2 separate regions of the Homo sapiens genome follow, and region 2 is linked to region 1. Evidence: chromatin contacts called from ENCODE Hi-C or POLR2A ChIA-PET data. All regions are on one chromosome and are shown on one strand. Each heading gives the region's core, a stretch centred on a gene start or an enhancer-like site at or near the end of the contact. The rest is flanking DNA. Distances are from core to core; before and after follow the strand shown.

Region 1 (6,708 bases), core at 3,002-5,501:
ACTCAGGCAATCCTCCCGCCTTGGCCTCCCAAAGTGCTAGGATTACAGGCCTGAGCCACCTCGCCCGGCCATGTTTATTTTTTAATCCAGTCCAAATGCACACCCTGCATCTAAGACTCCTTTGGAGAGCCTAATGATTCTATTCTTTTATTTGCCTTTCTAACAGCTAAGCTCCTGGGTGCCTAGGACATCACAGTAACAAAGGAGAGACAACACCATGAAAAATAAAGTCTGGTAACTCTGAACAGCAAGGTATGCATTAATATACAGCATTTAAATCTTAAAATAACCTAGAAGGGGTTAAGAATCATTGTGCCCTGTTGAAACTTAAGCTTGAACATACAGAATGGTAGTATCTATCAACTGTGTATCAATAGATCAGTATCCACTCTATGTACTATCAATATACTATATAAAGTCAACTGTACACCAATTGTAACATCAACTCTATTAATTAAAAAGAAATTCATTTAAAAAAAGTTATATTTATTCAAAGAAGGGATCTAGTACTTACCTAGAAATAGAACAATCAATAGGATGATAATGGTAAGGAAAGCCTTGTTCCAAAAAGTTGCAATTTTACCCCAGACATTAAATGAAAAAATCTTCTGCCATCTGTAAAGCAATACAATTATATTAGGTATAAAAAAACTAAAATAAAGTTTTGAAATACTTTTTAAATACTGAAGTAACATTTTAGTAATTGTGTAGCAAGTGAAAATTACAGAAATTTAATTTTAAAATTTATTAATTCTGACATGACAGAATATCTCATGAATTAAAAAACAACTCTTTCAAATTTAATAATAACCTGATATTTGATTATCCTCTGTCTGGTGGCTTAAATATTCTAAAAGTAAACCATACATGAGCAAAACCTTAAAAAGGAATTCTTGCAGTAGTAAAATATTATATTGTTGATAGAAGCTACTACTCTGTATCTTTTTCATGGTCAGAGAAATGACTTAGAAATAAAGATATATTGTTCTAACAATTGGCAACATTTCAGGAGTGGGGTCTAACTCTGCATACTGATTTTTATATAGTACAATTTTAACGTATACTCCAACTAAAAGTTTCTCTACTTTAACCATGAGGGAATTATAAAAACTACCCAGGTATTATACACATAAATTGAAAAAATCTTAAATATGTAGCTTGATAATTTTCACACACACACTATATATATATATATAAAACCATGTAATTACTACAGATAAAGATGTGAACATAGAGGAAATGAGATGGGGAAATAGTCTAGGTGGATTGAACAGTATAAACAAAGACAGTGGTAAGAAAGCATGGGTTATAAATGGCAAAGTGGCAAAATAATCCATCACGCAATAGGAAAGGTAACAAACTTTGTACAAGGGCAATTTAAATGAGTAACACTTTAGTTGAAAGGAGGCAGAAAAATGTAGTAAGCACTTAAATAGCTTCAAGCACTTACAACTTGAAAAAAACAGTTTCACTTTAAGATTAGGACACATTTAAGATTTAAGATTAGGACAACTTCAAGTAACTACTTGAAATTGGTGGGTTGAGGGAGATTCATACAGATGAATCGGTTCATTTTGTCTCTGCTTCCAAGTCCAAGCATTTTATACAGCCAATATTTAAATTATGCAATATAAAATTTTATATTTTTAAGAGAACATAAGTGGTAATACCTTGATCTAGGTCCAAATGTAAATTTACTTATTTCTTCAAGGTTTGGTGTGGTGTAAAAGGGAATGTAAGAGATCTCTCATAGGGAACAACTAGCAGTTGAGCACCTTATCATAGCTAATACCTATTGTGTTCTCACTATATTATGGTTCTAAGTACTTTTACATGTTTTATCTCATTTAATTACAACAACTACCGTAAGGGGTAGACACTAGTACTACCTCCATTTTACAGATGGGGAAACAGATCAGAGAGGATCAAGAGCATGCCCAAGGTTAGTAACATGCAGTTATAGGTGACCTGATTTCTGAGCATGTGCCTTTAACCACTGGGTTATGTAAGAAAATAATAGAGACTAAATGATGAAATATTTTCTTTAAAGATTATGGTGATACAAATATAAAAGATAAAAAGATGTGGATACACACATAGGACATATTGTAAATGATCTGCGTGCATACATACCGTATTTTCTTTATATCTGTACATGAGAACACATTTATATATCATATGCAAATATACACACATCTATCTAATAGCTACTTGATCAGGATGGGTAAAATTTTTATTTGGCAGGAAGAAAAATATTGATCCATAAGTTACAGATCACTCTGATGGAGTAAAGATCAACTGACAATTTTTCCTTCTTTGCAAACCCTTAAGCCTTATCTATAAATTAGATGTTTATATACAAAATCTTTCTTTCTCTTGAGTATATAGGATTCTATCATTGCAAATATTACCAAAAAGCAAAACAGGGTGTTACTGAGTTTGAAACAAAACCTACAGGATGAGAGGCAGCATGATGGAGTAGAAAGAACACTGGACTAAGAGCCAGATTTTTTTCTAGAATCTGTCACTTACCAGCTAGGTAACCGTAGGCTACTTGCCCTCCTGGGTCTCAGTACGTGATATATAGAACATGGGTGGAATGGATCAAATAAGATCAAAGACCCTACAGTATGATTCAATTTTTTTTCTTTAGTAAGAAACAACTTACTGAGCTTAGCTTAGCTGATAGAGAAGGACAGAAGAGAGCAGAAATCCAGGCAGGTAAGGAGCAAGTTAGGAGTTGTGAAAGACTATCTGGACCCTGAGCTAAGGTGAAACTTTAAGAAGTTTCTCCCAGTCCTGGGATTTTAATACACTTTAGTGGGTTATCTCTAGGATCTCACTTATGAAATACTTTCTTTTATGCCAGGAGTATGAACAAATATCTTGCAATATTTTTATTACATGTGTATTTCCCCATTCATACTATCAAATTTCTGGATCTAAAATTAAACGACTAAAAAGTAGATTACTGCAAGGGTAAAATGAACCACTGCTTGGCTTGAAACACTGTACTTGGTTCTTCAAGACCTTAGAAGTTCCGTCACTAACGAACTAATGCTAATACATGGTTGTGATACTTTTCACATTCAGCACTTTTAATATACATTCATTAATTTTATGTGAAATCAAAAGTAGTAAAATTGTCATTAATGAAACTAACGGTTACAAAGGCGAAAACTAAGAATAATTTATTGGCTTTGGTTTCTAAATTGCTGTTCCAGTGCCTCAGTGAAACACTTTTACACCCATGCTGTACTGTAAACATGATTTATCCACTTATATTTATTTAGTTCATGGCTCCAATTCAGGGCAATAAAACAAAGGTAAAACCTGAGACAAGGCAGGGCAGGTGTTAAAAGTATAATCGTTGCTTTATTATATCTGTAATCAACAGAATCAAAAGTATAGGCGCCTTTTCTTTTAGAAGGGAAGAAAAAGTTATTTCACTTGTACACGTAACAGAGTTTTATATAAAATGTTATTTTAATATTGTCATTATATACTACCTAATTCGTTAGGTGAGTTTATTTTCAAAGACTTTCGAAACTTTTTAATGTTCAGAAAACTTTTTCCATTTTACATTAAGAGCGATCCAATATTTATTAGTTAACGATTTGAAGGTTTCCTACCTCTGAGGAGGAATAAAAGGTAGGCAGAAGATTAAAATGAGTCCTATTTCGGCATAAAGAAAGGTTGCCACTGCAGCCCATTGGAGTGTCATTTTTTTCTTCACACCTAAATGGAAAAACACTTATTTTCTCTTGCTTCCTTTCAAACAAAACCGGGTTCAAGGCCCCGAGGCGCAGCGTTTTTGTCCAGGGGATGGACAGTGTTCCACCTTCCCCCACCTGGGAAGGCAAGCACGGACCCCGGTCAGGAAGGGGAAAAGGGTGGCCCGGGAAGCGGGTGTCGCCACCTCCCTGGGAGTCGTGGGAACTGGCGAGGCGGCTCGCTGGCCACTGCCTTTTCCGCCAGCTTCGCGGCGACAGAAGCCCAACGCCTCCCTCCACCAACGCCCGGCTTCCCGGCCCTCCCGCTCCCAGAAGGCGCCGCGGGCCCTCGACCACCGCGCCGCGGACCGGGCCGGGCCGGGTCGGGCCAGGCCAGCTCCGCGGGGTTCTCCAGACCAGGCAGCGGCGCTCTCCCTCCGCGGCCTACGCCCCACGGGTCCCCGGGTCGCAGAAGCCCTTACCCGCCGGCAGCCCGCCTGGCTCCCTGCGCTGCTCCGCGGCCGCCGACGCGCGGGACGTCAGACGCCGCGGCTGGGCGGGGGAGGGGAGCCAGGGCCCCACCCCGCCTCACGCCCCGCAGGCTCCCGCCCGCGGGTCCGTCCCGGCTGAGGTCACAGGCGGCGCGACCACGTTTATTGGCAACAGTTGTTTTCTAATTGGCGGCAGGTCAGAGAATGAGTTAGACTTTTGACCTGATGCTTGGAGGTCGGAGCGCAACTTCTTCAGGAGGACAGACTTTCCACTGCTAAGTGCGGCCCCGGCGGGAGGGTGCCGGGGTCCAGGTCTAAGGAGCGGCGCCGGGCGGCGGGGCTGGATTGGGTGGTGCAAATTCAGCGAACGCGCTTAAGACGCACTCCTTTCCGGTCACCTACTCTCTCTTCATGGTGGGAACTGTTTGTGTCCAGAATTAAGCTATATTTAATAAAGGGCCAGGATGAGGTGGTCGTGCAGCATTTTGTTCTGGAGAACCTAGGATCAACTGTATGTCACAACATATTCCGTAGGCGTTCCCGTTCCCGTCCATGGGCTGGGAAGAGACAGTAAACTTTACCGTGATGTTTGGGGACTGGTACGAAAGGTGGGTATGGGGATATTCTTTCACTATTTTCCAGCTTTTCAAACTGTGCGTGTACATTTAAGTTGTTGAGTTTTTTCAATATTGACAACGTATCAGGAATTTAATAAAAGTACTATCCTGGTAACAATTATTTGGGGAATAGTAAATAAATGTTGAAAATTGATAATTATAGAATATAAAACATTCAAAAACACATTTAAGTTGGTGCTTTTTCTTAATTTATCACTAATATTCTGGATCACATGTAACAGAAAAAATAGAAAAATAGACTTTGAACATAAATTAACCATAAGGAAGATTTTTTTTTTTTTTTTGAGATGGAGTCTCCCAATGTCGCCCAGGCTGGATTGTGGTGGTGCGATCTCGGCTCACTGTAGCCTCTGCCTCCCAGGTTCAAGTGATTCTCTGGCCCCAGTCTCCAGAGTGGCTGGGATTACAGGCGCCTGCCACCATGCCTAGCTAATTGTTGTATTTTTAGCAGAGACAGGGTTTCACCATGTTGGCCAGGCTGGTCTCGAACTCCTGGACTCAAGTGATCTGCCTGCCTTGGCCTCCCAAACTGTTGGGATTACAGGTGTGAGCCACCGCGCCTAGCCAGGAAGTTACTTTTTTTTTTTTTTTTTTGAGACAGAGTCTTGCTCTGTTGCCCAGGCAGGAGTGCAGTGGCGCAATCTCAGCTCACTGCAAGCTCCACCTCCCAGGTTCACACCATTCTCCTGCCTCAGCCTCCTGAGTAGCTGGGACTATAGGCGCCCGCCACCACGCCCAGCTAATTTTTGTATTTTTAGTAGAGACGGGGTTTCACCGTGTTATCCAGGATGGTCTTGATCTCCTGACCTCGTGATCTGCCCGTCTTGGCCTCCCAAAGTGCTGGGATCACAGGCGTGAGCCACCGCGCCCGGCCAGGAAGTTACTTTTAATCAAAAGTGTTAGAACTTCTTGCCCATCCACGCTGGTTCCTTCCAAACACCGAGCACATTACTCTAGTGATGATGCTGTGCTCACAACACTAGGGTAATTCAATTCAGAGTTCTGACCATACCTCCCTATTTTGTACAGTATTCATAGAAAATGAAACAGCGAGTTATCTTTAAAAAAAAAAATGCATTAACTGAAAAGTGAAAACAGAATGTACTGAGAAAAAAGATGGCACCACAGTGCTTATGTTAAAATGGATTCATTCAATATTCCCAAACGTGAATTAAACAGTTTTACATAATTGTTTCCTTATAACAGTTTTCATGTTGGCAAAACAAAATAATACTTTAATTATGAACGGTTTTATTTCAGTCTGAGATACTTAATTCTTGCAGTGCATGCCCACCGATAACAAAATCTATTAATAACACTCCAAAACCATGGGACTTTAAAGTTACAATCAACGGCTGAGAGGCACAAAAGTAATTAGGTTTTAAAGTTAAAAACAAAACCTGGTTACTATTCTCTAGGAAATATTTCAAATATATAATCATCTCCAGGTTGGACACCAAATTTCCTATACTTAAGATATGGTAGATTGCAATTAATTTTATCTTTTTAGGTAGGAGATTATTAAGCTTTCAATCTTTGGAGGACCTAGAAGTTTTGAAATGTACCAAATTTAATGTCATTAACCAAATGGAATTTTTAATATAAGTTCTGAGTGCAATTCTATTCAGAATTTCCTGTTCTTTTTCATTTTGGATGGATGTTGGTATTTGTTCCACCACTTTTTTGCACCTGCATACTTCTTGTTAATTTATAGATACTATAAGCCATAATTTCTTAGTATTAAATTTTATTTTAAAATGTTAAAAACATGATTAGGAAAAAATTCCCACTCTACCCATCCCCCCAATATCTATAGAACAGGATTCAGAGCAGTATTTGTCAATGTTTGCCTAGGATGATCAGGAT
Region 2 (6,708 bases), core at 2,195-4,694, 34 kb before region 1:
TTAACCCAATTAAGGTTTTTGGTAAATGAAAGAAGGAAGGGACAAAAACCTCAGCTAGGGTGGCTTTGGTTTTGTCCTTCAGATATTTGCCAACAGAACTGACTTCTCAAATTATACTTGGCTGATCATGTTATAAAGATTACTATATTACATCATTTAAAACTGAAGGAAAATGGAAAAGAAATTAATCTTAAGAGATCACTTGTGCTAAGAAAGTAAATGTCTACATCATGAAAAATATCTCATAAAATGGGGTTGCAGAGTGTTATTGCTTGTATAAAGAAGTTCGTCAAGCTCTTGTTCAGGCTGAACATTAATGCTTCCATAGCAACTTTAATAACATTAACTTTTGCAATCAAATAAAAAGACAAGAGTAGAGGAGGTAAATTACTTCCACAAGTTTACATATGTGGCCCCCTTTTGATAAAAAACAAAGCTTTAATGAAGCTATTATGGACAAGTCCCTTAAGTGATGGCTGATTTTCCAAAATGAAATTTAAAAACTGGCAGGTGCTGATGGGTTTGTGCAGCCAATAATCTCTAGTTAGTTCTGTTTTTCTTTTTTTTTAGAAGAGAGGCAGGGCAAATAAGGAAAGGACTACATGTTTTGAAGGGACTGTTTTCTAATATTTATTTAGTGCCTATAACAGGGAGGGGACCAGATGGGGAAATCCAAAAGGATTTAAAAGATGCAAATTGGGATCTATTTACAGTAAAGAAATCAGCGTTTCCCTCTTTAACCTTTGTTTCCTTAATATTTTAATGATCTTTCGTTTTATGATTGTTCCAATGAAAATATGTCAACTGTGTAAAATTCAGGAAGCTAGTTCCAAAGAACCTTAGCATATAATTCAATATCTAAGATTAGTTTGACAACAGAAGTAAATTCATGAGGACAATTTGATAGAGCTTTTTACCATAGAGGATCTGTAACTATCTTTTGCTTCTCAAGCAGGGCTCAGACGAACATTAAAGCACAAGAGTTAAAGAAAAGGGTTCTTGGCTGGGCACGGTGGCTCGAGCCTATAATCCCAGCACTTTGGAAGGCCCAGGTGGGCGGATCGCTTGAGGTCAGGAGTTCGAGACCAGCCTGGCCAACATGGTGAAACCCTGTCTCTACTAAAAATACCCAACTTAGCTGCGCATGGTGGCATGTGCTTGTAGTCCCAGTCACTCAGAAGGCTGAGGCACAAGAATCGATTAAATTGGGGAGGTGGAGGTTGCAGCGAGCTGAGATTGTGCCACTGAACTCCAGTCTTGGTGACAGAGTGAGACACTGTCTCAAAAAACAAACAAACAAACAAAATGGGGCTCTTAATGATATCTAAATCTGAGAATCTTATACAGGGTCTCATATTGGACAACGGTGGGGGATGGGTAGGTGAAGGAAAAAAATGTAACCAGTCAGGACATAATAAATAGCATTCTTGATTATAAATATATAAAGTGCTTTCTTATACAGGATCTGGTTTAATTTTCATAAGGTATTACAACCTTTATTTAAGTAGTAAAGTACCTGAGGAGCATAGATGTCAAATGAGTCACCTGTGGGTTACAGAAGTGGTAAACTATGGAGCTGAGATTTTGTTTTCCTTCCAACAGAGATATTATGGGAAATTGGTTTTACAGGTGATGAAAAAGTACACACACCAAACAGGGTGGTAAGGCACCTCTGGGATTATCAATAGCAGAAAAGCCACCACCACTTCTTGGGCTGGAGGGATGAGGGTTATGGAGCCCAGGTGCGAAGGCCAGTATGTAGAAGCTGCCCAGTGGGACCTAGAGGGAAGGAACTGGAGTCATAAAGGAGAAGGCCTCTATAGCAGAAAGAGTAGAAGAAATCCCTGGCTTTCCCCTTCCTCCTGCCTTCAGTCTTCTAGTGCCTGCCACTGGCTAAACCTGCCCAGACTGAGTCAGACAGCAAGGGAGCCTTGGAAACGGGCCTCCCAGAGATACAGAGTAAAGCAGTGGTGAGAGGAGAATGGATCCAAGAACACAATCCAATGATCAGCAAAGGCCAAAGAACATAGTGGTTAATGATGGAGGTTCTGGAGAAAGATTCTCTGACTTTGAATGCTATCACTTTCTAGTTACTTTCGATAAATTATATAACATCTCTGGGTCTCAGTTTCCTCATTCACAAAATAGGGATATTAAAATACTTTCAATTATTGAGCTGTCATGGAGAGTAAACAAAACAACATATACGAAGCCCTTAGCCAAGTGCTTAGTCCAGAGCATACTCTCAACAAATGACATCTATTAAATATTTCAAAAACTGGATACAAGCAGAAATTAGATCAAGTCCTGAAGTGCTATCAAACAAGGCCCTACTCTCGGCATGGTGTCTGGCATAATCTGGGATGGGGTCTTTTCCACAGAAACAGGTATGACAACTATTATAACAACTATTTTCTTGGGAAGGAATCACTTTTTTTTTTTCTGAGATGGAGTCTCGCTCTGTCACCCAGGCTGGAGTGCAAAAGCGCGATCTCGGCTCACTGCAACCTCTGCCTCCCAGGTTCAAGTGATTCTCCTGCCTCAGCCTCCCGAGTAGCTGGGATTACAGGCACTTGCCACCATGCCCGGCTAATTTTTTGTATTTTTAGTAGAGACAGGGTTTCACCTTGTTAGCCAGGATGGTCTTGATCTCCCATGATCCGCCCGCCTCAGCCTTCCAAAGTGCTGGGATTAAAGAAAGGTGTGAGCCACCACGCTCAGCCAGGAATCACTCTTAAAAGCTTTCTACTTCCTTTACCAAGAATGCAGCAGCTCCAGGCTGACTGTGGCTTTTCTGTGGGGAGGAAATGGGTTGAGGAAATCTCACTGTTATATATATTCTTCAGAATTAAGAGAACCAATGGCTGTTACCACAATGGAGACATTCAACAATGGAGACATTCAACAATGGAGACATTCAACAATGGACACTGGCCATAAGAAACTGAAGGCATACTTCTGGTTTTCCTTTCTCCATTCAAAGATCTAAGCATGTCTGACATCATGGCAAAGTCCACTAATGTCGATACTCAACCTGGCTGAGTAAACCCTAATCTCACAAATAGGGGGAAAATGTTGTATTTCTAGGCAAGAGGTCTCTGAAGTGACTTCTTCACTTTCCAAGGTGGACCTTGAAAGATACCACGAATAATTATCATGCCCCAATGAGGTCAGCAATTTTAGGGTCTCTATTTTTGAGACGGGGAAGGGGTGGTCTTGCTGACAATCTACCTATCTGCTCCAGGCCATGTGAACTGAGCCCTCAGTGTCCTGGGATTGGAGCATACAGGGTATTCACCCTTCTCTGGCTACCTTGTCTTTTGCTATTGTCAAAGTAGGCTAGTTAAACCAAACATGCAAACCAACTGGGAATATCAGATTACAAATATGTGCTTTGGGTTACTTAATTACTGGCTCTAAACCAAGGCCAAAGTGGTTGGTTGAGAATAAGTCATTCTTTCAGCAAAATTCCTACAGAGGAAGTAATACAGATGATGATGATAATACCTATCATTTCTTGAGTGTTTACTGTCAGCTAGGCATAGTGCTAAAAAACCTACACATTTTATTTAGTTCTCTTAACAATCCAGTGAGCCAGGCATCATTATTGTTTCAATTTTTATAGATGAAAGAAGTGAGCCCCAAAGGGATGCTATAACCTGCCTAAGATAAAAAACCTAGCATGCAGCCAGGTATAGGTAGGTATTCCAAGTAGGTCTGACTACAAAGTCTATGAGTATAGTGTATGCTTGCCTTGTGCCAGGAACAGTGCTGAGTCTTGGAGATACCATGACCATTAAGATGCAGGGAAATGTGTACAGTGAAATAAAAAGCTATTATTTGTAAAAAGCCCTGACTGAAAGCCACAAAGGCTGCCAAATTTTGAAGACAAGCCCAACCAGTCTGTCTTGGGAGAAACTGGGAGGGAAGGCCAGGGCTGTCTCTGGAATGGTCTCTTCCCCAATTGATCAGAGTGTGTCTGAGAAATCAATTCAGGTTACTGGCTGGCAGCAGAAGGGAGGGAGGAAAGACAAGCCTAACAGGGATGACCATTTCTTTTATTGAATTAGAGAGAAAGAGAAAGAAAACCTATGGCCCAGATCTGACTTTGTGGCTTTAACAATGAAACATTTTTTTCCCATTTCCATCTTTCAAATCAACATTTGGAGGTAAATGATAAATTTGAATGCTAAAGTCTTGTCCTAATATGTCTAAAACACTGAGACAAGAGTAGTGTGATGTGGAACTTGAAATTTTGGCCTCATTTTGGCATGAATATGGCAAACATCCCAAAGAGCAAAACTCACCTTTTCTAGAACCAGTCTGTTTTCCAATGCTGCCATTTTTGTGGCTTCTTTTGCTTAAAAATTCACCAAAACTGGAATGCTGTAAGTATGCAAGTCAGCAATTCCTTAAAATTATCTTGTATTTTCCTGCAATGTCCTAATCTTTACCCTCTAGGTAAAAATCTGGCTTCTTTAAATCGTTTAACAAAGCCAGGATTAAGTACATCATCTTGATTAGTTAAGGACAAATAACCCAAATAATTTACTTAGGTAATTACTATTTCAAAACATTTAGGTGCATAAAGTGCATGTCACACCCACCTGAAGTTCAGAGTGTTCTTTCAGGAGTTGATCATATTCTTTCGAAAGTCTCTCTGACTGCATCTTCATTTCCATCACATCATTTTGTGCCTTAGAAAGGGCTAGAAAATATCGAATAGTTTTATTTTTATTTCAGAATAATTTCAAATTTATAGAAAAGTTACAAGGCTTAAATAGAGAACTCCTGTATAGTCTTTACTCAAATCCACTGTTAACATTGTGCTACATTTGTTATCATATTCTCTCTCTTCACACACACTATTATTTTCTTGACTCATTTGAGAATAAGGTGCAGGCATCGTGCCCCTCTACTCTTCAATACATTTCTGTGAATGTATTTCCCAGAAACAAAATATTATCTAACATAACCATAGTATAGTCACCAAATTTAGGAAACTTAATATGAATACAATACTTTAAATCTAATTTATCATCCATATGCCAGTTTTTGGAACTGTCTTAATCATGTCCTTTAAGCATTTTCTCCACTGCTAGTCCAGGATACAGTGCAAGATCACATATTGCATTTAGTTATCATATCTCTTTAATTTCTTTTAATCTGGAATAATTCCCTACCATTATCACAGCCCTCTTCTCCCCATCTTTCATGATACTGACATTTTAAAGAATACAGGCCACTTTTTAGATAGAATGTTCTTTCACTTTGTTTTTGTCTGATGTTTCCTCATGAATAAATTCAGGTCATGCATCCACTTACATATGAATATAAGTGATATTAAATGCTTCTCAGGGCATCCAGAGGCCCATTACATCCAAAGTTCCTCTGTCCCTCACTGGTTTTTCCATTTTATACTTACAATTTTAACCTTTGTAACTAAAGCAGCAATATATAGGAAGACAATTTAGTCTATGCAAACATCCTGCTCCTCAAGATAATGGCACACAAGAATTACTATATATTGACCTTTACCTACCAAGGAGCTACAAGTCATATGTCAGCAGATTCAGGGCCTTAGATAGAAGTAAAATAAATATATATATATATATATATATATATATATATATATATATATATATATAAAACAATACATTGTGAAGAAGGTGCTAATGAGCAAAATATGTAGAAGAGCTGTACAAAATGGGGTAGAAAAATTAGAGTTGTCATACTTGAAACTTTTATCTCATATAGTGCTTTCAGAAATCATTTTTCCAAACTCTGGGAATCCTGAAGTAGCTCTATATCATATGTAGCCTTCAGAAGTTCTACATTTGGAAGTATTTTAGGGTAGGAGTTTAAGGGAAAAAAGTAGAATTTATAAATTTAAAAGCTACTTTTCTGGCACAATGAAATAAAATTATAGGTTCCAGTTATAAACAATCTTTTCTCTTGAGAAGTCATCATATAGGCATTTTTATATAAATATATAAGCCATTATCAACTAAAGTGCTTTTTGTATCAGTACTTTCTAGACAGTATTGTCAAATGTTCTACATAGTTCTACATCTGCGTTGTCAATACGGTAGTCACTACTTAGATGTGGCTATTGTGAACTTTAAATGTGGCTAGTTTAAGTGAGGACCTATATTTTCAATTTAAGTTCAATTAAATTTAAACAGCCACATGTGAGCTAGTGGCTAGCCATATTGGGCAGCACAGCTCTATAATTTCCTCCATGTTCCTTCTATAGCTGCATAATTCTAAATAAGGTATTAAAGACTGATTTTGACAAATTTAATGTGATGTCACTTGCTAAAGGTATGAGTCAGGTATGGAAGACACTTTTGGGGATGGTTAGATTTCATTAGGACCACCTTCACAACATAAAGAGTTATACGTTAGTTTTCAATTTGGGTTCTACAAGGCATTTCCTAGAGGCTACTTGAAAATATGATGCATGGTGGTGGTATCTTCAGAGCTCAGCAAAAAAGTTTAAGACCCTGGATTTCTGGTACATAAAATACACAGTAGATTCCACAATCTAATAGTGGCTGACTAGCCTGCAATGGTGTTTATTTTTTTTTGAGACAACATCTTGCTCTACCACCCCAGCCAATTTTTAAATTTTTTGTAGAGATGAGGTCTCACTATGTTGCCCAGGCAGGTCTTGAACTCCTGGGCTCAAGCAATTCTCTCACCTCA

The links. A loop is a pair of places that touch in the nucleus more often than their neighbours do. ChIA-PET counts read pairs that join two places held with the same protein, here RNA polymerase II (POLR2A). Pooled maps may share reads with other maps.
Region 2: a pooled map shows a loop between it and region 1 (4-fold over the local background). The contact joins the enhancer-like site here to the promoter of BCAP29 in region 1. A Hi-C loop is called at or near these places in 2 of 168 maps with a recorded cell type or tissue (PC-9 and breast epithelium), 1 of 37 single-sample maps with no recorded cell type and 5 of 50 pooled maps. POLR2A ChIA-PET finds 5 or more read pairs at or near these places in 7 of 52 experiments (BJ, K562, MCF 10A and 4 more).

Annotation. Positions count from the first base shown.
Region 1 is chr7:107,577,789-107,584,496 of GRCh38, reverse strand. It overlaps BCAP29 (B cell receptor associated protein 29), which reads right to left and starts at 4,251. Exons shown (of 8, transcript NM_018844.4): 1 at 4,196-4,251; 2 at 3,633-3,738; 3 at 515-615. The coding sequence starts at 3,724. DUS4L-BCAP29 (DUS4L-BCAP29 readthrough) reads right to left here. Exons shown (of 13, transcript NR_163941.2): 7 at 3,633-3,738; 8 at 515-615. It overlaps DUS4L (dihydrouridine synthase 4 like), which reads right to left. Exons shown (of 8, transcript NM_181581.3): 8 at 5,974-6,708. RefSeq lists an enhancer at 3,744-3,813 and a silencer at 3,904-4,393.
Region 2 is chr7:107,611,332-107,618,039 of GRCh38, reverse strand. It overlaps DUS4L-BCAP29 (DUS4L-BCAP29 readthrough), which reads right to left. Exons shown (of 13, transcript NR_163941.2): 12 at 4,608-4,708. It overlaps BCAP29 (B cell receptor associated protein 29), which reads right to left. Exons shown (of 8, transcript NM_018844.4): 7 at 4,608-4,708. Among named protein-coding and RNA genes, the nearest start is that of BCAP29, 34 kb to the right of the region's middle. Within about 2 kb of position 3,444, at least 2 of the 41 ENCODE cell types and tissues checked have a DNase peak (open chromatin) inside an H3K27ac peak, as active enhancers do; they include PC-9, where a contact is called at or near this core.